Linked DNA regions of Homo sapiens: region 1 is linked to region 2. Evidence: chromatin contacts called from ENCODE Hi-C or POLR2A ChIA-PET data. All regions are on one chromosome and are shown on one strand. Each heading gives the region's core, a stretch centred on a gene start or an enhancer-like site at or near the end of the contact. The rest is flanking DNA. Distances are from core to core; before and after follow the strand shown. Region 1 holds the start of GEMIN8 (gem nuclear organelle associated protein 8). Region 2 holds the start of MSL3 (MSL complex subunit 3).

Region 1 (2,700 bases), core at 116-2,615, 2.3 Mb after region 2:
AGTTCTGTACCTACTTTGCAAACTCTCCAATTTACACTCTAGCCTTAACTGTTCAAAACTTTCCCCCGTCATTCTCATCTCACCCTATCCTTTAAAAAAAAACCCAAAATGATTAATCACCATCTATAGAACAGTTTCAGAATGAACATTTCTCTCTGGAACTTTAGTTTGTATACTTCCCCAGCACAGCAATGAACACACAGAGGGGATTTATACACCTGTGAACTTGCTTTCAGTTATGCTTATTCCAAGTTACTAACCAGCAGTCTTTAAAAATATATGGTTTCTGTTCACATTGAAATTACAAAGAGACTGTTATTCCGATAAATTATGCTAGCAAAAATAGTATTTTTAAAGGGTAGCTCTCATCCTACAATTCATGGGGGCTGTGAGCATAAATAATCCTAGAAGTGTTGCGTTACTAATCTTTAGTCTAGATTTTTTAAGTAATATTGTTCTGATTTGAGATGAAGAACAGCTGAATACACAGCCTAGCCTGTCAAACGAGTTTAAAAACATCATTCCTGAAAAAAATAAAATTGTTCAGAACCATCTGATCTGTACTAAGGGAACATCAAGATTTCAGAGCTAAAATGCACTTCGTTGGCCACTGGTTCAATTACAGCTCATTACTGATAAGTGGGCAGAGACACAAGGCCCATAAACTGTAGGCGCCAGATGTCTCAAGATAACTCCCACCAAAAGCTGACCTCCTGCAGAGGTTAAAGTGCAAGAGAAAAGAAAGAAACCCGAATTTTTGAGCAGAGAGGGCAATATCCTAGACATCCTTCAAGTATGTGGCTGTCCTGGGCGATCTTCTATTCAGATACTGGACTGGATGGGCAAAATCCGAATTCACCTACAGACCTTAACACGGTGGTTCTCGGCACCCCAGAATCACCTGGGCAGCTTTAAAAACTACCGATGCCAGGGCCCCACTATTAGAGATTCTGATTTCATTGGTCCGGGATGGGGGCCCGGGGATCAGAATTCTTAAAGAGTCGTCCAGTGATTCGGAAGCACTGCAGAGCTGAGAGCCTCTGGGACTGGTCCCCTCTCACAATTAACCTGCAATGATTTAGGAATCTCATGGGCCTCCGGCCCCACCTTTTGTCGCGGGATTAAGATAATTATGAGAGCAACGTGACGTCCAAGACCTCGGCTCTCTGCGCATCAGAAGAAGCCAGGGCCCGGGGCGTCTAAGCTCCTCCCTCACTCCCCAAAGGAAACCCAGCCGTCCCCGAAGTCACCTCGTGGGCGCGCAGCTTGCGGATCCTGGGCGTTGGCCGCGCAGGGGCCTAGTTTTCCTTGGAGAGACAGAGGGGGAGTGGGGGACGCGAGGGAGGCGGCTGTTGCCGGGGCGACTGGAAGCGCGCTTCCGGTGCGGAACACGTGGCGTGGCGCGGCGCGCCGGAAGTCCCCCCCTGTGTCGCGGACGTCACGTTCGCACCGCAGGCGGTGCAGTGCTGGAGGCCGGAAGCTGCCTGCTAATCGGCTACCCCGAGTGGAGCGCCGGGGCGGCAGGCGTGGGATGGCTGCGGGTGGCGGGGCCGGCGGAGAGGGAGCTGCACCGGGCGGGGCACTGGGACTGTGGCGGGCACCCGCGCCGGGGGTCGGACGGTGCTTCTGCACCGGCGAGATAAGGGTCGCTTCTGCACCGCCCGGGTTTCCAGCCTTTAACTTTTTGTCCTTTCCTCAGCTTTCTTCGTTTTCCTTCCCTTGTCTTTACTTAGCCTTTTCTTTCTTCCTTTCTGTTTTCTTTCTTAACTAAAACAGTTTTAGTTTCTTAATTTGTCCCAGCGTAAAACACCCAGTCTTTGAAAATAGATTAACCCAGATCTCAGTTTGAGTGCGAGTCCAGTGCTAAGTTTGTAACTTCCCCAAGCCTCGTGTGTCTCATCTATAAGATATGCATAACCTAATGCAGAGTGCCTGATGCATTGCAGCAGACAAAACATTAGTACTAATATGTTTGTAATTATAACCATCACAGCAATACCTGCCCTGTTAACATTACAAGAGTCATTAACAAGAACCAAGCATAAACAATTAGAAGTCTTACGTGACATATCATTTCTGGGGCAATTACCATATTTAATACTTTCTGGGAATTTATTCCAAGGAAAAACAGGTACGAACCAGATAGATGTTTATTACAGAATTATTTTAAAAAGTGAAAATTGGAAAAGACCTAAATGCCCAACAAGGAAATGGCTAAGTCAATTGGGTGGTATTAATGACGTGACATTACTGTATTATTCCTGGACTACAGAAGAATTAAAATGGTATAGAAGAATATTAACTTTAACAAATATTTACTGGATGCCGGCTATGTGCCAAGTATTCTATGTTAGCGCTGTCCATTGTAACCACTACATGTGGCCCTGAGAACCTGAATTGTAGTAGTCTGAACTGAGATACACTGTAAGGGTAAATTACACTCTAGATTTTGAAGAAGAATGAGAAAAAGAATGTAAAATACCTCAATTTCTTTATAGTGATAACATCTTAGAGAAGGACTATTGAGGTTAAAGACTAAAATTTGATCTTTATCTTTTTACTTTATTAGTGTGGCTACTAGAACATTTAAAATTATATATGTGGCATGCATTGCATTTCTATTGTACCGTGGTATTCTATTTACCGGATACACAGTAGTAAACAATACAGTTTTGGGGCTCATAAAATTAAATCTTTTGT
Region 2 (2,700 bases), core at 201-2,700:
AAGATTCCTCCTTCCCTCTCCTTCACATCCAATTGGCCACTGAGTTTTGTGGGTTCTATTTCCTAAATCAATCTGTTCATTCATTCCATATTATGTGCCACGAATACGCCGTGATGAATTGGATAAGACCCCTACCCCCAGCTTCAAAGAGCTTACTGTCTTAATGAGGTCATTTTGCAAATGAACAACCCATTCTATAGCACAGTGGTACATGCAAGAAAGGGGTTAAGCAGAGTCCTGGGAGGGAACACCTCAGGGCTTTATGATTCATCTTGGGAAGCCTGAGGGCTTTTCTGTTGGCATGCCCACGCTGAAATGTGAAGGATGTATACCAGGAACCTGGTGAAGGAAGCGTGCAGAGGGGAAGCAAATGCAACTTTCTGGAGGCTAGAACAGAGAAGGGGAAGTTCACCAGGTCCGCAGAGATTAGCCTGGAAGCTGGTCTCCAGCCCGGTCCTAATCCAGTAATTACACTGCCCAACGGCTTTCCAAAACTCAAAAGAAAAAGCCCAGCACTGTCCTTCCTGTCCCTGGAAGTTTGTCCTTCAAGTCTCCCATCACTTGTCATTCGCTCATCAAGTATTTACTTAACATCCACTCTGTGCAGGTACCATATTGATAGCGGCCTCAAGGGTGCTTCTATTTAGGGAATTTTTAGTCTATTGGAGCAGATAGACCGTGGGGGGCATTCCGGGGATGCTGGGGGCTGTCAGGCCACGCTAGAAGCTGACACTGAAGACGTCAGCTACTCTTTAAGGACCCATCTGCCTCGCTGCCCACTGCTCAACCCGTCACTGGGGGCTCCAGGCCTGCCACCGGCTTGTCCTCTGAAGGGATAAGCAAGTGTTCTATTCACAGCCCGGAGTGCCCTTCTGCCCTCGCCCGAGGCCACTGCCCGCCTGGGGCCAGCTCCAGCGCTGCGTTCTCCAAGCGTGGCCACACTCATCGGCGCGCTGCTCTGCCAAGGGGGCTGACGCGGCGCGCACGGCCAGGGAGCTCTTGGGGGCAGACGCCGTCCAGCCTCCCGGCCGCCGGGTGCCTACTCCAGACCGGCTCTCTCTCTCCCTAGGCGCCTCCCACGCCCGGGCCGGAGAGCGGGCGCTCGGGGCGACGGACGACCCTGCGCGCACGTGGGCGCAGCCTGGAGGCCGCGGGGACCCTCTCCCATGGGGGCGACGGGAGACGTCCTGCCGGTAGACCTTGGCCAGGGGGTCGCGCTCCCCGCCCGCACCCCTCCCGGAGCCCCGGCGGGGACGTGCGGGGACGCGCCCGGGCGGGAGCGCGCGCGCCAGGCGCCTCCGAGGTCCCGGCAGCGGCTCGGGGCGGGCGGAGGAGGGGCCGAGGGCGGGGCGGCCGCAGCCTCCGCCATTCCCGGCCCCCCCCGGCCACGGCGCACCGCCTCCCCGCCCCCGCCCGCCCTCCCCCACCGCGCGCGCTCCGCCCGCCCCGGAGCCTCGCCCTCCGCCACGATGAGCAAATGAGCGCGAGCGAGGGCATGAAATTTAAATTCCACTCAGGGGAGAAAGTGCTGTGCTTCGAGCCTGACCCCACCAAGGCGCGAGTGCTGTACGATGCCAAGGTGCCGCCGCGGAGGGACAGGGAGGAGGCGCGGGCTGGGGGACCCGGGACCGGGGGCGGGGGCGGGGGCGGACGGCCGCGCGGAGCTGAGGGACCGGCCGGGCTCCTCGGCCTGCGAGGAGCGGTGCGGCCGGCAGGGGGCGCTCACAGGGCGCTACGCCCGGGAGTCGGGGCGGGGTCTGGGATGCTTCCACTTCCTTCCGTCAGGCCGGGCGGCGCACGCGCGGTTGGGAGCCTCGCCCATGCTTTGTCGCGTTACCGGGGCTACCGTTTGCGCCCCCGACTGCAACGGTGGCCGCTGAGGGAGGAGGCTTCTCGAATACGGTTTCTGTCTTCGCGTTAAATGTCTCCTTCTGTGCGGCCTGGTGCCGGGTGGGCTCCTGTGGGACGCCCTGGCCGTCCGATCCAGGTTCTAATTCATAGTTACACGGCGCTGGCCGCTGACTTGCGACGTTGTGTCCCTGGGACCCTAGTCCAGTTTAGGCCCCATCCCGCCTGTAGGCCGTGAACCCCATCCCGAGGGCAAGGTTGGCCCAGTGTTTTCGTACCCCAGGGCCTTGCAGCATTTACGTTTTCAAACTCTGAAGGATTTACGTGGGTCTGACCATAGTTGATGGGAATCGCGCCCCGGGCCGGTCCACCTAAGTCTCCGGGAGCTGAGCCACATCTTGCAGCTCCTCAGATTTGGGTGGCGGGCAGGAGTTGGCACCAGGTCTCCCAGATCCCCAAGGAAAGCACCCAGGTGCTTTCATTTCAGAGACCTGGGTTCCTAGGGCCACCTGGGCGAAGCCTTAGGCGGCAGGGACAGGGGCAGTCCCAGGTGTGTCTTTGGCGATGTCTGGACAGCTCTGTCCATTAGAGATGCTAAAGGACATCCCTAAAGGGATGAGCATATTCTGCCTTCAGTTCCCTCCCCTGCTGCTCCTGTCTTTTAACCGCGTCTGCTATCCCTCTTTCTCCTCGCCCTCCAGCCTCCTCGGGGCGGAGGGGGGGGGGCACGCCCCATCATTAGTTTTAGTTGTTCCCTCTAGGGACACAACAGGGAGGGATTCCAGAGTCTCCAGCTAGCCATCCTGGCACTGGACATAGGGGAGCCCAGGAGACTACAACTCCCAGAGCTCT

Evidence for each region. Hi-C counts contacts between places; a loop is a spot of excess contacts on that map. ChIA-PET counts read pairs that join two places held with the same protein, here RNA polymerase II (POLR2A). Pooled maps may share reads with other maps.
Region 1: a loop to region 2 is called in a map of OCI-LY7, with 19 times the contacts of the local background. The contact joins the promoter of GEMIN8 here to the promoter of MSL3 in region 2. A Hi-C loop is called at or near these places in 3 of 168 maps with a recorded cell type or tissue (B cell, OCI-LY7 and naive thymus-derived CD4-positive, alpha-beta T cell) and 10 of 50 pooled maps. POLR2A ChIA-PET finds 5 or more read pairs at or near these places in 1 of 52 experiments (HEK293).

The regions. Positions count from the first base shown.
Region 1 is chrX:14,028,527-14,031,226 of GRCh38, forward strand. GEMIN8 (gem nuclear organelle associated protein 8) reads right to left here and starts at 1,366. Exons shown (of 5, transcript NM_001042479.2): 1 at 1,251-1,366. RefSeq lists enhancers at 955-1,455, 1,456-1,956 and silencers at 1,333-1,532, 1,567-1,706.
Region 2 is chrX:11,756,787-11,759,486 of GRCh38, forward strand. It overlaps MSL3 (MSL complex subunit 3), which reads left to right and starts at 1,451. Exons shown (of 13, transcript NM_078629.4): 1 at 1,451-1,579. The coding sequence starts at 1,478. It overlaps MSL3-DT (MSL3 divergent transcript), which reads right to left and starts at 1,297. Exons shown (of 2, transcript XR_007068393.1): 1 at 1-1,297. RefSeq lists silencers at 991-1,190, 1,211-1,360, 1,371-1,750 and an enhancer at 1,604-1,898.